2 separate regions of the Homo sapiens genome follow, and region 1 is linked to region 2. The links are chromatin loops, found by intact Hi-C in ENCODE. Cell type or tissue: OCI-LY7. All regions are shown on one strand. Each heading gives the region's core, and the rest is flanking DNA. Links, peaks and the distances in the headings are about the cores only.

Evidence for each region. A loop is a pair of places that touch in the nucleus more often than their neighbours do. Peaks named below come from ENCODE experiments on the same cell type or tissue, not always from the same donor. Only the 100,000 strongest peaks of a DNase experiment are listed, where the experiment ranks them.
Region 1: it touches region 2 in a loop (5-fold over the local background); 3 of 110 quality-filtered maps call a loop at or near these places.

What each region holds. Positions count from the first base shown.
Region 1 is chr6:135,259,391-135,269,997 of GRCh38, reverse strand. No RefSeq gene overlaps it. Among named protein-coding and RNA genes, the nearest start is that of MIR548A2, 26 kb to the right of the region's middle. RefSeq lists a silencer at 5,927-6,129. In OCI-LY7, for the core only: CTCF peaks have their summits at 4,371 and 4,574; DNase peaks (open chromatin) are centred at 2,094, 2,717, 3,117 and 4,557; H3K4me3 peaks cover 1,798 bases; H3K27ac peaks cover 3,909 bases.
Region 2 is chr6:135,416,796-135,427,283 of GRCh38, reverse strand. It overlaps AHI1 (Abelson helper integration site 1), which reads left to right. Exons shown (of 29, transcript NM_001134831.2): 20 at 1-117. Among named protein-coding and RNA genes, the nearest start is that of AHI1, 76 kb to the left of the region's middle. RefSeq lists a silencer at 1,147-1,347. In OCI-LY7, for the core only: CTCF peaks have their summits at 3,228 and 3,434 (motif pointing right); a DNase peak (open chromatin) is centred at 3,413; H3K27ac peaks cover 463 bases.

The DNA of each region.
Region 1 (10,607 bases), core at 1,566-9,565, 160 kb after region 2:
TATGCAAAACTTCAAAGGAAGCCCCTCCCTCCACACACCTCCCATTTGTGTAGGTGTTTCCTTCATCCCCCTACCACCAGTGTGGGTTTTTAGGTGAGCATAATTGTGCTTTTGTCTTGGACTTGGCTCACCCCACTACACTCAACTCCCAGAGCCCCTGGCCTGGAGCCCAGGGTGGGGCTTTGCCCTCAGTACTGTAAACAATCATAATTACCTTTACAAACTTAAAAAAAAAATTTTCAAGGCCAAGAATATAGAGCATACTATAACCCCTTGTGCATGAATCTGTTAGAATGTGCGTGGTGTCTCCCTCATAAAATGGCCAAAGGGAAAAGAAAATCAGCAGCTCTCAGTGTCCCCATGGGCCTCTCTGGGCCTGGGAGTTCTCTGCTTCCAGCTTGTAGTGGTGACAGCAGTACAAGTGAAAGGGATAAATATTGAAGCAGAACTTAAAGAGATCTTCTTACCATTCATGCAGCTTCTGTGAATTGGATGGAAGCAGAGGCTTGGTGTAGATATGCCTACCCTAGACTCCGACGGGGAGGAGGTGCGTCTCCTGACCTCGGCTTGTAGCATGTCTGAGGCTACTCCTTACAGTATCTCTGTCTGGTTGACAGCACCTATTGTTCTGATGAAGTTGACCTGCATCCAAGCGTCTGCCTCATTTTGATTACCACCATGGTGCCAAGGCTATGATTCCCACATAATCCTGGTAGTTTATTTCATGCACAATCACTAACAGGTGTGATCTATGTCTAAGATCAAAACAATTCATGAAAATTCAAAATTTTTAAATTCAATCACTTTTGGCCACACAGTTTTATCAAGATTCATACAAAAGGTTTGATTTATCAATGAGATGGATTGCTTTCCAGGCCACAGAGTTCCTTTGATTATTTTACTGCCAGGTTAACAGGTGTGAGTATGGAGACCTGAACATCTAGACAGATGCCTTCAACCTCGCATGGACTCATTTCAAAGGCCATGTCAAAGCCAAAGACATAGAATGGGGAGCTCCCTGGCTGGGCAAGTGTGATGATTTTACTAAGCCTCTTTAAGGAAGTATCAGAGTTGTGTACATGTCATTTTTTCCATTCAGAAGCCAAAACACTGCTCCATGGCTGTGAGTTATTGAGCTCATGCTCTGTGCTTGTGTTACGGTATGTTTCGGGCATGTTCATCATCAAGAATGGTCATCTGTAGTGTTCCTTGTGCTGAGAGAAGGTGATTTACAATGCAGCTACCAGAATGAGAAGCCATGGGATCCACACTACTAACACTTCATTAACAAGCTCTTGGTTGGGCACTGTGGCTCACACCTGTAATCCCAACACATTGAGAAGCAAGACAGGAGGATCGCTTGAGGTCAAGAGTTGGAAGCCAGCCTGGGCAATATACAGACACCCCCATCCCTACAAAAGTTAAATTACAAATAAAGTAAATTAGCTGGGCATGGTGGTACATGCCTGTAGTCCCAGCTACTCAGGGGGGCTGAGGTGGGAGGGTCACTTGAGCTCGGGAGGTCAGGGCTGCAGTGAGCCCTGATTGCATCACTGCAGTCTAGCCTGGGCAACACAGCAAGACCCTGTCTCTAAAAAAAGTAATACATATATTTTTAAAGCAAGCTCTTTGCCTTGCCTCAGGACCCTGCTGAGGAGCACCTCCGCCCCCACCCCAACAGCTCTGGGGCCTTCCCTTGAAGTGCTAGCTTATAATCACCAGTTACCAACTTCCCTTCTCTCCCTAGGAGGGCTCAGTGTTTAGGAGGTTATTCCTCCCTTGTGCTTAGCTTCTTTCCAAATGTTTAACTCTTGTGATGGTCCTGAGAGCCATTCCTGCAGTACTCACAGTTTTTGCTTCTTCCTTTAATAAAGATTGCCCACATCCCAGTGTAATCTCCCAATTCATTCCTCCATCAACGCTCCCTCAAAACCACCAGAGAGAGAGCATTCTCCCTATAGTCCTGTCTGTCTGGTCTCCACACAAATGCAACCACTTGGGTGGGGGACTCCCCAGTGGCAAATGTCCTTGCACACAACTATGAAAAGTAACCCAGGTGAGATGCAATGGGAATCCTGGGGGAAACACAACCGAACCAGCTCAGGACCAGTGAAGCTGCCCAGTTCTCTGTCTTTGGAGGTTTTTAAACTAGGCCGCACGATGTTGTCTCCTCTCTACTGCTTGCTACCATCTAAAATAATTTGTTTAATGGTAATCCAAAAAAAAAAAAAAAAAGCTGAGGGCATAAAGGGATTGGTTTTCTGGGACAGGTAGCTTAAGACTTAACACCCAGAGAGTTCAACTTGTAACGCATCCCATTCCAGAGGCACATTCGTCACATGCTGTCTCCATCTATCTATTGATTAAAAAAATAAGACATGCCCCAGCCTTGGCTTCAAAGCTGGAGAGACCTAGCAATATTTTTTTAAAACTTTTTCTCTGACATCGTGTCATTCCTTCTTTTGTTGCAGGTGGCATTAGTTCGAAGTACAGTTCCCATGCCTTTGGGCTGAATGCTTAGAACCTACAGAGGGGTATGAACTGTTTTCTAAACCATGAGACTGGTCTCTTTGGCTCATCTAGGCAAAAAAAGGGTTAAGTCCTCTGGGTAAAACATTGTCAATCACTAGTGGCTGCCACCAAGATGAAAAACAAGCTGCACCTGTACACAGGCAATTTAAGAGATTCTGGTCAGCTATTTTTCTCTGGTGCTTTGTTCTGCCAGCTGCCTCTGTGCTTTGGATGCAGGTGGAAGCATGGACTTTGCTATCTATAAAAAAATTTAATGGTGAAGATCAACTTCCGCTTCACCTCCCCAGGGATCAAAGTTTTGGGGCTTTTTTTTTTCTTTTTCCTGAAAGACTGGTAGAGCAACGCCTAGACAATGGGTAAGTTGTTGAGGCTCCCCTTCTCCCCACACAAGTAGCAGGAGATCTTTGACAGATTCTATTTTTTTTTCTTCCCAATTTGAAGGAAATAAAGGAAATGTGGAGATGCATGTCAAGCATTTGCCAAAAGGAGGGCTGGAGAATGACAGCTGGGAGCCTGGGTCACCATCGCAGCCTGCTGCACGTAGGGCAGGTGGCAACGACGTGGATAGGACAGGCTCTCTGCCTGCGAGTGTGAGACACACGCTTACTATACAGCATCCTCTGTGGAAGGGAGGGTGTCATACAAGTTATATACATGACCAGATGACTTTCCATGACACAACGGATGACCATTAAGGTGTGTAGGAAGGAAAGAAGCTTAAAAACCCGATGCTCTGGCTTAACAAGAAGCTCTAAGTAAATGTGCCTCACCAATGACATTATCAAAGTTTTTGAACTCACTCAACAAATGAGTACAAAAAGATGTATCATCTATCATGTACCAGGCACTACATTAGTTATTGGACTAATGGTGACTGTTATGGGCTGAATTACATGTTCTCTGAAATTCATATATTGAAGCCCTAACCCTTAGAACCTCAGAATGTGACCATATCTGGAGATAGGACCTTTAGAAACATGATTAAGGCCTGGGCGCAGTGGCTCAGCACTTAGGGAGGCCAAGGCAAGAGGATCACTTGAGGCCAGGAGTTTAAAACCAGCCTAGGCAACACAGTGAGACCCTGTCTCTGCAAAAAATTTAAAAATTAGCCAGATGTGGTGATGCACACCTGTAGTCCCAGCTACTCAGGAGGTTGGAGTGGGAAGATCACTTGTGCCCAGGAGTTCAAGGTTGCAGTGAGCCATAGTTGCACCACTGCACTCCAGTCTGGGTGACAGAGCGAGACCATGTCTCTAAAATAATAAAAATAATAATAAAATTTTTAAGGCTATTAAGTTAAAATAAGGTTGTTAGCATGGGCCCTAATCCAACTGACTGGTGTCCTTTTAAGAAGAGGAAATTTTACGGACAAGAACACTCAAAGGCTCGTGCACTGAGGAAAGACCATGTAAGGACACAGAAAGAAGGCGGCCACCTACAAGCCAAGGAGAGAGGCCTCAGCACAAACCAAACCTGCCAACACCTTGATCTTGGCCTTCCAGCCCCCAGAACTATGAGAACTGTGAGAAAATAAATTTCTGTTGCTTAGGCCACTTAGTGTGTGATATTTTATATGGTAGCCCTAGCAAACCAATAGAACAGTGAACAAGGCAAGGTCCTTGTTCTTGCTGAACTTAAAATCTATTAAGGAATTCAAAATCTCGTGCCCACTTAAGCAAAGGAGAAAGGGAGGTAACTAGAGACACTTGTAAACACTACTGAGACAGCCAGAGTTAGTAAGAGAAGCAGGCCCGGGACTTCCAGCTAATCTTTGGACGTATTTCATTACGGGGCATGTGGCCATTACCCAGGATATTTGAATCAAGGGTTAAACAGTATTATCACTCTGCTTCAACAAGAGAAAGCAAGAAATCCTGCACTGATCATGTGAGGGGGAGGGAGGAAATCTAGCAGATCTCACCTAAAAGGGCAAATGGAAAAGAACTGTGTGGCTCAATGCACATCACAAATGTGTGGGCTTCAACATGACCACTAGAGGCAAAGGAAATTTGTATATTTTTATAATCGCCACACAGGTGCTTATTTTAGATTGTTTTCTTGAAAGTTGTTAGTTATTTCTTTTTAACCTCACTACCCTATAGACTGACTCCCTCAAGGGAGGCGTAACATAAGATAAAAATATAGAAGTTTCTATTTGGAGCTCAACAGGTTAAAACAGAGCTGAAAATAGCTCCTGGGCATGTCTTTTTTTTTTTTTTTTTTTTGAGACGGATCTCGGCTCACTGCAAGCTCCGCCTCCCGGGTTCACGCCATTCTCCTGCCTCAGCCTCCCAAGTAGCTGGGACTACAGGCGCCCGCCACTACGCCCGGCTAATTTTTTGTATTTTTAGTAGAGACGGGGTTTCACCGTTTTAGCCAGGATGGTCTCGATCTCCTGACCTCGTGATCCGCCTGCCTCGGCCTCCCAAAGTGCTGGGATTACAGGCGTGAGCCACCGTGCCCGGCCCTCCTGGGCATGTCTTAGGGTTGGCTGACTATTTAATCCTCTGATATGTAAGAGAAATTGATGTGTTCTCCTCTGAATAGCCACTGTATCTGTCATGAAGCTTACTGTCCTTGGGATTTTTCAGCATGGTCATTGGGGGAACTGAGCTTTGTGTTCCCAAAGAAAAATACGAAGCTCTTCTACGCCTACCAGATAAACTGTGATGAAGTGTGTAATTCCTGTTGTGTGGCTGGTATGCTCCATGCATGATTCAGATATTGAGATTCTGTCCAGACAGGCGAGGACCCCTGCGCGTGTAGGCATGGAGGTGGGTAGGGTCTCCAGTCAAGGGAGAAGCCACTTATTGGAACAGTTATAAAAGTTCCACCAAACTCTGGAGGGAGGTGTGGAGGCCTCAGGCAGGAACCCGGGATGAGCCCTGAATGGAAAGGCCCTATGCTAGTGGCAGGGTTCAAATCTTTTCCTTGAGTTGCCAGATAAAATACAAGACTCCCAGTCAAATTTAAATTTCAGATAAACAGTACATCATTTTTAAGATACATATGCCTCGTGCCACATTTGGAACTTGCAATATTTGGGACATATTTATATCAAAGAATTCTGTGTTATTTACATGAAATTCAAATTTAACTGAGTGCCCTATACTTTGATTTGTTGAATCCGGTGATCTTTTCTTAATGGCAAATACCCGTTTCAGTGTGGAAGGGAAGTAAGATTTGTTCCCTATTTGTGAAGATGGGCCTAGGGCTGAGTCAGGTTGTCTGAAAAACTGTACTCATCTTTTGGTGTTCTTTCTGCATAGCATGGAGCACCAAAGCCAGAAAATTATAGAAAGATGAGGAATACCAGACAGCAGAAACCTGACCGCTTTTATTCCTCATGCATGCTCTTGGCTTAGTCGTCTTTTCCACTCCCTTCGCAGCTAAAGAAGGCTTCCTAAATTCCCGGGCCATCTCAGCTGTGCTAAGGTGGCAAACCTAAGGAAAGCCTCCCAGACGGGAAGGACTAGCTGGCCTCACTTTGGTGGGAGCATTAAAGTGAATCGTAGTCCCCCAGGGAACAGCAAGTGTTGAAATAAAAAAGACAAAGTCAGAGTCATTTGGCCAGACAGTCCTTCCCACCTGGAAGGCTCTGGGACTTGTCTTATGGAAGGAGGAAAATACTTCTCCCAAGTATGAAGAAATCATCCAAAATGCAAAGGCTCCCTGGTCCCGCAGTAGCCGGTCCCCTCCACCTTCAGCCAAGGGATTCCTTAATTCATCAACCAGTATTTACAGAGGACTTGCCATGTGCCAAATGCTGTGTCGCTGCTGGAAACACAACAACGAAGAGGCATCACCTTCACCCCAAAGAGCTTCTGTCTCCCGGCAGATCCTGATGCTGCTCTTTGTAGACTCAGCCTGGGCCTGGGCCTTGCCACCCAGCTCCCCCTCCATTGCCTCACAGAGACTCATTCAGTGACTGCCCATTACCTATCAGCATGGAGAACGGCTATGGCCTGCATGTTTATGTCCCCTGCAGTTTCACATGTTGAAATCCTAACCCCCAGGGTGATGATATTAGGGAGCAGGGTCTTTAGGAGGTGATTAGGTCATAAGGGTGGAGCTCCCATGAATAGGATGAGTGCCCTTATAAAAGAGGCTCAAGAGAGAACCCTCACTCCTTCCACCACATTTGTATACCATTAGAAGACACCGTCTAGGAACCAGGAAGCAGGCCCCCACCAAACAACAAATCTGCCGGCACCCAGCTTCCAGAATGGGTAGGAAAAAAAGTCTGTATTTCTAAGTTGCCCAGCCTATGGTACTTTAGCCTGAATAGACTAAGAGAGGAAGAAGGTGTTCATCACAGACATTTGTCCTGGGCTCGGGTTCTCCTTTAGTAACTTGTCATATAAAGCTGGGGCTCTTTCCTTTCATTCTAGCTGATTACACACAGGACAGGTCAATGTTCCCCCACACTTAGACCATATGTGATGCTGGAATGGAGGTCCTGGCATATTCAACGTGAGTGGCCGTGTCAGGCAGCACCTACTCCCTGCACCTCCATCACACTGCCCTGTTTCACTGTTCCGGCTGCACACATCGCTATCTGACACTGTTCCCTTTGTTTGTGTTGTGTTTGTTTGTCACATCTCTCTGAATTAGATTGAAAACATCATGAAAGAAGCCATCTCAGCTTTCATTCACCATTGTTTCTCCCAAGCCTGCAATAGTACCTGACACAGGACACACTTAATAAGCATGCATTTAATGAATGAATAAGCAAGCAAATAACCAAATTACTTGTCCCAGGCAACCAACGTGTGAAATACACAGGGTGGATCTCATGCATTGGAACAGAGCTGCATGTGGGAGATCAGGGAATGGCATCTTCCAAAGACGACGAGCACGTGCTCTGTTTTCTCATGGAGATATCTGGTACTGCATCTGTCGTCCTTATCGCGGTCACCCACACAGGAACCTGGGAACCAACTTAGCCTCTTCCTTCTCTCCTACTATATGAAGGGTATTTTTACCCAGTATTGTTACTTCCATCTCCACCGTGGTAGAGCTAGCAGACTGGCCCTTCACCTCTGTCACCTCCTCCAAGTGTATTAGTCAGGGTTCTCCCAGGAAACAGAACCAAAGAGGAGAGATAGAGATAGGGATAGAGACAATAGAGACAGAGACAGAAATAGAAATAGAGATAAAGATTTACTTTCAGGAACTGGCTCATACAATGGTGGGAACCGGCAGTTTGCAGGGCAGACTGGAAATTCCAGCAAGAGCTGATGTTGTCTTGAGCCAGAAGGCAGTCTGGAGGCAGAGTTCCTTCCTCTTAGGAGTGAGGGGAACCTCGGTTTCTCTATGGAAGGTTTCAACTGATTAGATGAGGCCACTCACACTAGGGAGGGTCACCTGCTTTACTCAGAGATTTAAATGTCAGTCACATCTAAAAAATAACAGCCAGCATGGTAGCTCATACCTGTAATACCAACGCTTTGAGAGGTCGAGGCTGGAGCATTGTTTGAGGCCAGGAGTTCAAGACGAGCCTAGGCAACATAGCGAGACCCCGTCTCTACAAAAAATGAAGAAACTAGGTGATTGTGGTGACTCACACCTGTAGTCCTAGCTACTTGGGAGGGTGAGGCAGGAGGATTGCCTGAGCCCAGGAGTTCCAGGCTGCAGTGAGTTATGATAGGGACATGGCACTCAAGCCTGGGTGACAGAGAGAGACTGTTTCCAAAAAAGTTTGTTATTTTTCTTACAAAATAAAATATTTATTTAAAATACCTCACAGCAACATCTGGACTGGTGTTTGACCAAACAGCTGGATTCTACAGCCCTAGCCAAGTTGACAGGGCTCTCGTAGATGGTGCTACCTTCATCCCAGCCTCTTCCATGGTGCCGTCAGTACCACAGAGGATGAAAAGCTAAAAACGGTATTTCTAAGACTCCCTTGTAACTGGGGTTCTTAACAGGGCCAGGTCTAGGATGAGGCAAGCAAGGCACCCCAGGCACAAAATTTAAGGGGCATCAAAAAACTCAGTAATCAAGATAAACACACTTTTTTTTTTTTTGAGATGGCGTCTCACTCTGCTGCCCAGGCTGGAGGGCAGTGGCGTGATCTCAGCTCACTGCAAGCTCCGCCTCCCGGGTTCACGCCATTCTCCTGCCTCAGCCTCCCGAGTAGCTGGGACTACAGGCGCCTGCAACTACGCCCGGCTAATTTTTTGTATTTTTTTTTTTAGTAGAGACGGGGTTTCACCGTGTTAGCCAGGACGGTCTTGATCTCCTGACCTCGTGATCCGCCCGCCTCGGCCTCCCAAACTGCTGGGATTACAGGCGTGAGCCACCGCGCCCAGCCAAGATAAATACTCTTAATGCAGTATTTTGAAAAATTAAAAAGTAGCCGGGTGCAGTGGCTTGCACCTGTAGTCCCAGCAGTCTGGGAGATGGAGGCAGGCAGATTGCTTGAGCTCAGTTCTTGAGTTCGAGACCAGCCTGGGCAACATGGTGAAACCCTGTCTTTATTTAAAAAAAAAAAAAAACAAAATAATTAGCTGTGAATGATGGTGTGTACCTGTAGTCCCAGCTACTTGACAGGCTGAGGTGGGAGAATCACCTGAGGTCCGGAAGTTAAGGCTGCAGTGAGCCATGATTGAGTCACTGCACTCCAGCCTGGATGACAGAGCCAGACCCTGTCAAAATAAATAAATAAATAAATAAATAAATAAATAAATAAATAAATAAAAATAAAAAGTAACGCAGTATTACTGACATTTCCTTTTGCCTCTGACTCCAGTATGGCTTGGCAGGGCAGGGTTCTTAATGGAATTAAGATCCCCCATAAGAAGCACTCGTGTGGAATCTGAAGGGCAGGATGAAGCGGAAGAGATCTTTCTCTGCTGGTTTCTGCTGTCAAGCACAATGGTGCTCCTGTGTCCAGTCACTGCTGCAATGGGGGCTGCAAGGCAGGGGCTGGGCTCTACACATTTTGCTGTTGCACATGGAGCAGCCTAGCATAGCTCTCCAGCTAGTACTTGCAGTGACCGCAGTACCTGCCTCAGCTAGGGTGGGTTCTTTCAGAAATCTATTGTGCTAAAAGTGGTCTCCTGATACCCTACTACTGTTGAGTCAGGGGTGCAATTCCCAGGAGGGCCATTCTGCAATGTTGTTCATTCCTGGAGTTCAGCCCAGAGCCCGTTTCTCTTGCCCTCCTAAAGAAGTGTAAAAACACCTAATTTCCTACATTACATCCCTTTCTGGTTGACATCCCTAGAGAGATCTCTGTTGACCAGTGTCATCACGTCTCTCATGTTCATCCCATCCTTTCAAGCCCCACCATCCTGCTCTTATTCAGATCCCTTTTAATCTCTCCCCTCCTCTCTGTGACATGGCTTCCAGATGACTGTACACTCACCCTCTTTACACCTTTTTTTTTTTTCATTCTCCATACCCAGATAGAATCTCTTCTTCTTCTTCCTTTGTGGCTTCCACTCTATCATGTAGATTCACCCTGTTTCCAAAGATTTAGATAACAATAATGTACCCTGTAGAAAGTCCAGTGTCAAAAATCCAATATGGAAAGTTTACAGAACTTCTTTAAATGCTCAGGGAGCTTACATTCATTTCCCACCATTTATCTCCAGCGAATTCTTCATTTCTTGATTTCCCACATTCTCCATTTTCTCACAAGGCATTTTTGTGTGTAGAAGACCTGACTAAATAGTTTGGGGCAAAGCAACCTCTTTTTTTTAAAAAGTCTTACATCTTCTCTGCCTTCATGCACTCTCACTTGTTTACTGTCCCTCTTCTCTCTCAGAAAGAAAAACATCCCGCAATTTTCTGATTTTCTAGTGTGCTTCATTTCTTCCACCTTCTCCTTATGGGCCTTCTCCTAGTTTTCCACATGCAATTGGCCAATCAATAGTTTCTTCCTGTAAAATGACATTATGTCCCTCAGAAGGCTTCTGCTAGAGCTCAGTTTGGGAACATGAGCTAGCAAGAGCTAAATTACTCTAAAGAATTGGATCAAGGTATTAAGAGTTCATGAAAACAATCTGGGAGAAGAGGTGAGAAAGACATGGGCAAGGAGAGGAGCCAGGAGCGTGGGTAGAAGCCAG
Region 2 (10,488 bases), core at 1-8,000:
ACTTGCCATTCAAGTCACCCATTCGAGACATTTCTTATCATCCATTTGAAAATATGGTTGCATTCTGTGCATTTGGGCAAAATGAGCCAATTCTTCTGTATATTTACGATTTCCATGGTAAGTCTACCACTTGATAAGTAAAGAATTTTTAGAGTAACCTTTACATTTAGACTAAACCAGGAATCTGTCTGGAATTCAAATGTTGACAAAAGTACACATAATAATTGTGCCCTTATGTTGGAATCACAGAAAGCTAGCCACAAGTTTCTTTGTAAATCAATTTAAGTAAATAGAATTCACCTAAAAATTATTTGGAATATGTTAACTAAATTTAAAAGGTAAATAAAACTTAGGGAATACAGATCTTTGATGTTTTCAGTTGACTGTTGAGTTAATATTTTATCCTGTGTTGTTACTAAAGCACATAGTTTTAATAAATTGTAGTTTTGAGAGTTTCTTAACATAAAAAGTAGGGGGAAAATCACATCAGTGAAAACATCACCTGGAATTAGAAATCTAATGTCTTTCGTGTCCGCAATTACACTATTCTATCATTCTGAGAAATAATAAGGAAATAAAAAGTGTGGATACATTATTTTTCAGGGACAGTATGGTATTCTAAGAATTCTTTGGATATATGCTGGTTTTCATATATTTCTTTAATTTCTATCCTGAAATTAGGATTCCACTCTTCTATATTATACTATTAGTGCTGTCATTCTCAAAATTGCATTTCTATTTTCTTCATATAGTATTGTACAAAAATGAAAAGTCTTTGTTAGTTTCTTTGATTTGCTTATGGAAAGTTAAGTGTATTAAGTTAATATAGATTGAATTGATTAATGGTTGTGATAAATACTAAGTAATTAGGCAATTAAGTTAGAAATCTGAAGTTCTTGATCACAGTGTGGATTATATTATGCCTTCCAGGGTAAATTATGCTAGAAAATAATGTGTAAAGTCAAAATGTAATCTTATTTTAAAGAATTTTATAGAGAAGAAATCATTTCTGCAATGCATACTCAGATTTATAGAACACTGTTAGTAATGGTAGAATTGCCAAGCAACACAGTACCATTTACTATTACAAGCAGACATTAGCAAAGATAAACACTGCCTGATTATAGGAAAAAATAGATGGATTCCTCAAATCATTCAATGTCCAAATCTGGTGTCTAGTTTCACCATGTATCCTGAAACAGTTCTCTCTTTGTACCCACTCTAAATCTTCACATAAATGAAGAGTTATACCAAAGTACTTTATATTTGGAACTGTTATACAGGAAATAGGCAGCACAGTTATTTCCTCAGACTCTTAAGAGGTTTTACAGTAGTCTTCATTCAATTTCTAATTTGCTTTTTATGCCTTTGAAATTTTCACTACACATACACATTAAAGTTGCACTCTATCTTTTCTTAAAGCAATTTATTTTTTGTCACTGACAGGATTTTATCATCAGAGTAGCCCAGGATAGTTAGGTTTGCCAGTTTGGTTTTTAGGCAGTAAGCAAAGAAGTCCATTCTAGAGGCCTAGTAGGAGAAAGAGCTAAGCATTTTAGGAGTCTAAAAAAATGGGGTTTAGGCTCCATTCTGTTACTCTAGTGACCTTGCACAAGCTTCTTGCCTTCCTGAAGCTCCATTTTCTTATCTATGAAAAGGTACTACAGTACTAATACCTGTCCTACCTAAGAGAGGTATTTGTGAAGATACTATGAGACCATGACTGTGAAAGTACTAGGTAAATTGATAAGCACAATATTGAAACAAAAGATAAAATGGGTTGTTATGCCCATCCAACCAATATATGCTTGACTATATGTAAGAATTTCTGTTTTAATATGCTAATAAGCATCTCTATATGGAAAGCAGTTGAAGAGTTTTTTCTCCTCTCTTTTACTCTGTTGGTCAGTCTTTTATTTATTAAAGTATGTTTCTTTCCAGGTCAATTTATTAGAATATAAATGCATAAAATTAAAAACATAATGTTATTTCCACACTATCTTAATGTGCAAGAGGAAGGATTTCCATGAGCATTTTAGAAATCTAAATATTCAAATAGTAGACACATTAAATTTAAATTATTTGTGCAATATATCACAAACACAATTTTTGATATGCAAACACACCTTTACAAACAAATTAAAACTAAAAAATGTTTCAACACATTTTCCCAACTCGTTGCTATTTTTAAAAAGAGGAAGCTTAGGAAGAAGTTAAGTAATCTTAAGCCATCTAAGATTGAGCAGAGTTCTTGTGAATGGTATAGATCCATAAGAAAAGTATAATATTTATTACCAACCTATTAGAGTTTTGTCTTATGTTTTATTTTTTAATACAGGAATATTTTGCTCATAATTTTTTGGTTGAAAATAAAGTTTACATATGGCTTTACATAAATATTTTAATAGTATAAAATTCAAAAAACACAAAAGACTTAAGGGATTTTTAAGTGGTGTTTAAAAAAAATTATCAGATAATTTTCCAGGAAAATGGAGCAAGCTTATTTTTTTTTATAAGCTAAACAAGTTGTGAATGAGACCACAGTGGTAACTAAATGTATCATCCATCTTTCAGTTCTAGCAAAATCTGTGAAGAGTTAGCAAGCATCTTTCCCTGGTAAACATATGTTCAGGTTGTGGTCTTTTGGGTCTTTCATTCTACTGACTTTTTGCTTTTTTTGGTAAGAAATATGATTTTTACTTTCAGAAGGCAGTTTTATTTGCCTGATGTTGAAAGGGTTAATCATCCAGTAATACAAAATTTAGTCACAGAGTACCACAAATAATGTACTTTTAGGATTCCCATAATAACAGAGTACTAGTCAGAGAAACGGCTTCTACTGAATTAAATTTATGAAGCTAGACTTCAGTTAATGTGTTGTTATTAATCAATATTCACCTCAGTCTCTAGGATATTGTTCTAGATTTAATAATAATTTTAGTAAATACTTACATAGCATTTTGTTTGTTCCTGGTTCTGTTTTAAGCATTTTACCTTACATATATTTAAGTTTCTGCAATAATCTTATGACATAGGGGCTGTTATCCTCGCTTTACAGGAGCCATGGCTTTAAATCAATGCAGTTTGCTCCTGGAGTCCATGCTCTTATTTGCTACACTAAATTTCCTTTTCAGCAAATTTCTTGAAATACTAGTTTCTAAATGTCTAATAATCAAACCTTGTTTTTTCTACAGTACAGTTTTTTCTATGTTTCTCTGTGGAGTATGTGGTTTCCTTGTATTTTCTATACGTTGTAAGAAGCAAAGATGGAAGCTTGTTCATCTTTTTCCTACTAGTACCTACCCTGAATACTGACACATAATAAATATGCATGTAGTGTTTTCAGTGGAGTCAAGTCAGTGGAGTCAAGTCTAATTTGAGAAGTTCTCAGCATTGTCTGATAATTCTAGGTAATGAGGCTGATTTTTCGCTAGGTGGCAATGTCTCCTCTGAACCAGAGTTAATACTGAGTTTATTAACCAGAGTATATTAACCAGAGTTAATAACAGAGTATCAACTCTGGTTCAGAGGACACATAGTCATAGTATCTTAGACAAGACAAATCTTTATTAAGCACCTATTGTGTGTCAAGTTGAGCTGTGTTATGAAACACAGGAATCAGACTCAGATTACCATTCTTTTTTCTAGTCCTTTGTACTTCCTAAGTAGTTGATTACATTTCTAAAAGAAATTTAAACCAAAAAGCAGTTTCTACTACTGACATGATTTTATTAACACAATTCATATTAATTAATGATAGCCTACGTTGTCATTGTTGACAAACTTATTTTTTATATTGTGGCACACTTTACCAGAGTTCAGGGCAACATGTACCTTTAGTTTCCTATAAAATTTGTTATTTAAGTTGCTCACTGCCTAGAAGCGTGTGATATTTAGAATGCCATATGTCTAACATAGTACCTGGCATGTTACTAATATGCAATAAATGAATAAATGTTGGCATTAACAATTACAAATCCTATAGAATAGCATTTTTTCCTTAAATTTTATAAAAATATATGCTGAGAGGCATCATCAGTAAATTTGGGGCTAATAACAGTGGTAGTAGTAGCTAACATTTATCAAGCATTTACTGTGTCTACCAATCTTATGAGCATTTTACATATATTATCTCATACCATCCTTCTAAAACTCTTCATTGTAGGTCCCATTATTATCCTCATTTTGCAGATGATGAAACGGAGGCACAGAGAAAACAATAATTTTCCTAAAGTAACACAGTTGGTGTAAAGCCACCATTTTGTCTAAGCTGACTCCAGAGTCCATGTTCTCAGTGCATTAAGCTATCTGTCTTAGGCACTTATTTAGTCTTTGCATTTCCTGATCATGAAGTAAATTTAAAAAGTAGCTAAATATTCCTATGGTAAAATGTGTTGTTGGTTTTCAATTTCAACATTTAGGAGAACCCCTTAAGAAAGGAAGTTTGCTTATCTAGTATTATTAATAGTTCACTCCCTTAAAAATGTGGGGGGTGGCTGGGTGTGGTGGCTCACACTTGTAATCTCAACACTTTGGGAGGCTGAGGCAGGAGGATCGCTTGAGGCCAGGAGTTTGAGACCAGCCTGAGCAACATAGTGAGACCTCATCTCTACATACATACATGTATACATACATACATACATACATACATACATACATACATAAAAATAAAACTTTGAGGAGTAACATAATTATGATGTAATAAGCCATTATGTTCTCAATATAGTTTAAAATACAAATATTCTTTAGTATATAGCACTAATTTTTTTTTTTTCTTGAGACACAGTCTCTGCTCTGTCACCCAAGCTGGAGTGCAGTAGCACAATCACAGCTCACTGCGGCCTCAACCTCCTGGGTTCAAGCAGTCCTCCCACCTCAGCCTCCCGAGTAGCTGGGACCACAGGATACTCGACTAATTTCGTGTGTGTATTTTTTGTAGAAACAGGGTTTTGCCATGTTTGAGACAATCCTAGGCCTGGTCTCAAGTGATCTGCCCACCTTGGCCTCCCAAAGTGCTGGGATTACAGGCGTGAGCCACCATGCCTGGCCTCATTAAATTTTAATATAACTCCTTTTACAATATTTTTGAAATCAGATAATGTCTAGTAGAAATAAATTTAATATCCACAGTTTTCTGTACAATATAGATACGATGTAGTGGTTTTCTATATTGGAGATAGCTATTTGTATGTATTCATTTGCAATACGATGTACATACGATACATCTACAAATGTAGAAATACATTTGTTTTCTACGTTCTATATGGCATTCATTTGTAATACTTATGAATAGTTCAAAAGCACATTCAGATAACATAATTCTCATACTTATACAAGATTATGTCATTAAAATATACCTAATAGTAGGGCAGAATTTTAAATATTTATTTTTAGCCTGGTAGGAGAAATTAAAAGATAGAAATGCCACATTTTAAGACATGCCAAAACTACCTGTTTCTTGGTTATATGCTGAAGTACCTATTTTAATATTATTCACATAATAGGTACTTTGATATGAAAGTTTATATCATTCAAGAACTCAAGACATATGGAAAACTTAACTTGATAGTTTTGAGCATAAACCAGAGCCCTGACTTCCTCTTTAAGACATTTTTTTTAATGTTTACAGTGGTGTTTTTAATTGCACTAATGCATGAATGATATGATGTAAAATAGACAACAACAAAGACTGGAGTAAGAGAGCGCTGGCATTCTAGACAAAATACTACCACTCTGTATTTGACCCTGATCAAATAATTTACCTTTCTGCACTTGTTTTGTTCTGCTTGTAAAATTAGAATAGCATATATTCTATTTTATATCAATATTTTTATCAAAGGATAAAATGAAACTATAAAATGAGGCATGAAGCATAAATACAGGCATACCTCGTTTTACTGGTGTTTGCTTTATTGTGCTTCATAGATATTGCGTTTTCTACAAATTGAAGGTTTGTGGCAATTCTATGTTAAGCCAGTCTGTGGGCGCCATTTTTCCAACATTGTGTGCTCACTTGGTGTCTCTCTGTCACATTTTCGTAGCTCTCAAAATATTTCAAACCTTTTCATTATTATGTCTGTTATGGTGATCTGCGGTGAGTGCTTTTTGATGTTACATTGTAATTGCTTTGGGGCACCACAAACTGTACCCATATAAGATGGCGAACTTAATTGATAAATGTTTTCAGTGTTCTGACTGCCCCACCCACCAGCCGTTCTCCCATTTCTCTCCCTCTCTTCAGGCCTCCCTATTCTCTGAGACACAGTATTGAAATTAAGCCAGTTAATAACCCTGCAGTGGCCTTTTAAGTATTCAAGTGAAAGGAAGAATTGTACATTTCTCATTATAAATAAAAAGGTAGAAGTGATTGAGGTCAGTGAGGAAGGCATGGGGAAAGCTGAGATAGGGCAAAGGCTAAGACTTTTGTGCCGTATAGTTAGCCAAGTTGTGAATGCGAAGTAAAAGTTCTTCATCAGTGAACACACAAATGACAGGAAAGTAAAACAGCCTTATTGCTGATATGGACAAAGTTTTAGTGATCTGGATAAAAGATGAAACCAGCCACAGTACCCCCTTATGCCAGAGCCTAATCTAGAGCAAGGCCTCTAACTCTCTTAAAGTCTGTGAAGGCTGTGAGAGGTGAGGTAGCTGCAAGAGAAAAGTTTGAAACTAGCAGCGGCTCATTCATGAGGTTTAAGGAAGGTAACCGTCTCCATAACATTAAAGTGCAAGGTGAAGCAACAAGTGATGATCTAGAAGCTGTAGCAAGTTATCCAGAAGATCTAGCTGAGATCATTGATGAAGGTGGCTACAGTAAACCACAGATTTTCAATGGAGATGAAGCAGCTTTCTAATGGAGGAAGATGCCCTCCAGTAGTTTCATAGCTAAAGAGGAGAAGACATGGATCAAGGAGTAATTTTGACTTTCACGTCTTAGTATTTAAGAAATACATTTCGTAAGTCCATAGCTGACATAGATAGTGATTCCTCTGATGAAGCTGGGCAAAGTACCTTGAAAACCTGGAAAGGATTCACCTTTCTAAATGCCAGTAAGAACATTCATGATTCATAAGAGGAAGTCAAAATATGGACACTAACAGAAGTTTGGAAGAAGTGTATTCCAACCCCCATGGATGACTCTGAGGGCTTCAAGACTTCAATGAAGGAAGTGACTGCAGATTTGGTGAAAATAGCAAGAGAACTAGAATTAGAAGTAGAGCCTGAAGATATGAATGAATTACTGCAATCTCATGATTAAACTAGAATGGATGAGTTGTTTTTTATGGATGAGCAAAGAAAGTAGATTCTTGAGAGAATCTACTCCTGGTGAAGACGCTGTGAACATTGTTGAGATGACAACAAAGATTTAGGAAATTCCATATATTTAGTTGGTAGAGCAATGGCAAGGTTTGAGAGGACACAATTTCTGTGGGTAAAATGCTATCAAATAGCATCACATGCTACAGAGAAATCTTTTGTGAAAGTAAGAGCCAATCAGTGCAGCAAATTTCATTGTTGTGTAAATTGCCACAGCCACCCCAGCCTTCAGCAACCACCCCATTTATCAGTCAGCAGACCCTTTATTAACATTAAAGCAAGACCTTCCATCAGCAAAAAGATTATGATTAACTGAAGACATAGATGATTGTTAGCATTTTTTAGCAATAAAATAGTTTTTAAGGTAAATGCATTGATTTTTTAGACATAATGCTACACTTAATAGACTACAATATAGTGTAAACATAACTTTTATAAGCACTAGAAAATTAAAAACATATGACTTTCTTTATTGAGATATATGCTTTATTGCAGTAGTCTGAAACCAAACCCGCCATATCTCTGAGTAATGCCTGTGTTATTAGAGTTCATGAACTAGGCTGCAGTCGGGAAATTGTAGCTATTCTCTGTAGCAGGGTATGTATGACACATTTTCAGTTGGATAACATTCTGTGTGATGATTGATAATGGAATAGGAACCAACAAGAGCAGAATAGCATGTACTGCAGGGAATTTGCAGATAGTTGATTCAATTTTTATATCCAGCTAATGAATTTGCCAGATGCTGGTAGATGCTGTCTCATTTGGTTGACTGTGAGACTTGAATCTGCTACACATCACTCTATAGATTTTGAACAGTTTTATTAGTAATACTTCAAAGTTCTAATTGACTTACAAGGTGTGTCAAGGAAATACAAAATTGCTAACAGGCCCTGAAACACAGGCTACCAGAATTGAAGTGTTAAGTCTATAGAACTTCTTGGATCCATCACCTCAGTATCTCAAGATTAGCTGAAGGAGGAACAAGTCAGGCCAGATAAAATACAAAAAAAAAAAAAAAATTATAAGTACTGAACATTTACTGCAGATGTTAGAGAAGGAGAATGCTATATAACTGCTAAATGCTGGGAAACTAAGTAGAACTACCAACTTATAGGGATGATATTATAACTGGAAATATAATAGTTTATAGCTAAAGAAATTAGGTATCCAGTAAGATGACCATATAAAGTAACAGGGCTATATATAATGAAATGTCTTGAACAAAGGAATTAAACGGTGAACCAAAGGGGAACCTTATTGTTAATATAATGTAAGAGAAAGAATATGTTGTGATTCCAGGTTCACTTCATTATAAAGTCAATAATGTAAGTACATAGATTGTAATAATAGCAAAGTTTGCATTTGCTTCAAATGCAAAGGGCAGTGGATTAAAATATCTTATTTCCTCCGTCCTTCCTCCTGTAAAGATAAAAATCTCTTGAGAAAACCACATTATTTTTTCATAATTGTTTAACTCAAGAACATACACAAAAGCACCAAGCTTATTATATAAATCAAAGGATTTTCCATCATAAAAACATTTTAAGAATTTTTTAATTTTGTAAAATTTTGAATCCCAAATGATAGCCTATTAGAAGTAAATTTAGAAGGATTTTGATGGATATAACATTTCTTTAAGCAAATGTAGTTGCCATCTCTGTGCTCTCATCATCTGTGCATTCCTCTGCTATACCACTTAGCACCTTGCAGTAATTTATTCTCCTTCAGAAGGTCGAAACCTCAAGTGGGGCCAGTGTCTGTATTCCCAGAATCTGCTTAGTGCATGGTACATGACAGCTCTTCAAAAAGTGAGGAAAAGATGGGAGTGAGACTGTTAAAATTATGAGTTTTAAACATACCAGGTTAGAGTAGAGCTAAATTTTAAATATGCAAAGTTAAATTAACACAAAAAGTAATGACAAAATGAAGAAAGAGTTATTTAATTGCAAAATTATACTCCAACTGTGGCCTATGTCAAAGTGTTTTAGAAACCCCTGAAATGTTAAAAGCATAGAGCTTGAAGGAATATCAGAAGTCATGTATTAAATCCTATTAATATTTTACAATGAAATCTATATAGTCTGATACAAGTTGATGTATGTATTTGTGGAGGCTGGAGGAGGGGGAAGAGCAGAAGAACTTCTGAACGGCTTCTGTTTCTAGTATCTGAGAAACTAAGTCTTTATGAATATTTCTGCAGATTTTTTTGTGGCTGCCTTCACAGAACTAAAGGTGTTAAAGATAAAATAGGGTGTTTAATTTGACCCCTTGAATACCAATCAGTTGGCTTCTGTATAGAAAATTTCCTTTAGATGAAAAAAACAAGTGTTCATAATTGTTTGTATTTATTTGTGTTATCCGCTTCCATTTGGGCCATTTTAATCCTTCCGAAAGGCATATTAATACCTGGAAAAATAAAGAGATAAATAATTAGGCTCTGCTTTTTGTTACTTTTTTTTCCAGTTAAAAATGTCATTTTTAAGAAAGAAAAATAATACATGTTTAGCATATTATAATACTTAGAAAATAGTTTGACAAAAAGAGTAAAATGAAAAATACTGAAATCTTACTAACCTATGTAACTGTTACTTACGTAGGTGTATGTGCTTCTGGGCCATTTCTATGCATGTTCGCTCACTCATATTAAAATGAAATCATGGTTGGTAGGTACACAATCTCAGAGAAAATATAGGGAGTTAAAAAATGTCATTAAATAATTAACCCAGTTTTATTTTCCATTCATAGCAGCAAAACACAATTAAATGTTGAAGGGACAATTTTAAAAAGCAAATAAGACAAAGATCATGAAACATGATATGCATTTGTTTATTTATTTATTCCTGAAACCCACCTACTAATGTTAAACATTCCAAATTCCAGTTCATGGAGCACTTATTTTCTTTTACAGCTTTAAAGTTTCTCTTGTTCTGTAAGCAGTCTTTGAATAGTTGAGGGTAATAAGTGTTCTGATTGTTTTGGAGAAAAGTTCAAAATGTGTAATGAAAAATAATAGTCAAATCCACAACAATCTACAGAGAAATGGCTACACTTCTGTTTAAAAACAGTAATTAGTATTGAGGAATGCACATCACTAAAAGGGTGGAGTGTAAGCAGGTCCTCTCCCTTGATAATATCCTTTGGTACTCACTAGCAGGGAGAGAACACCAA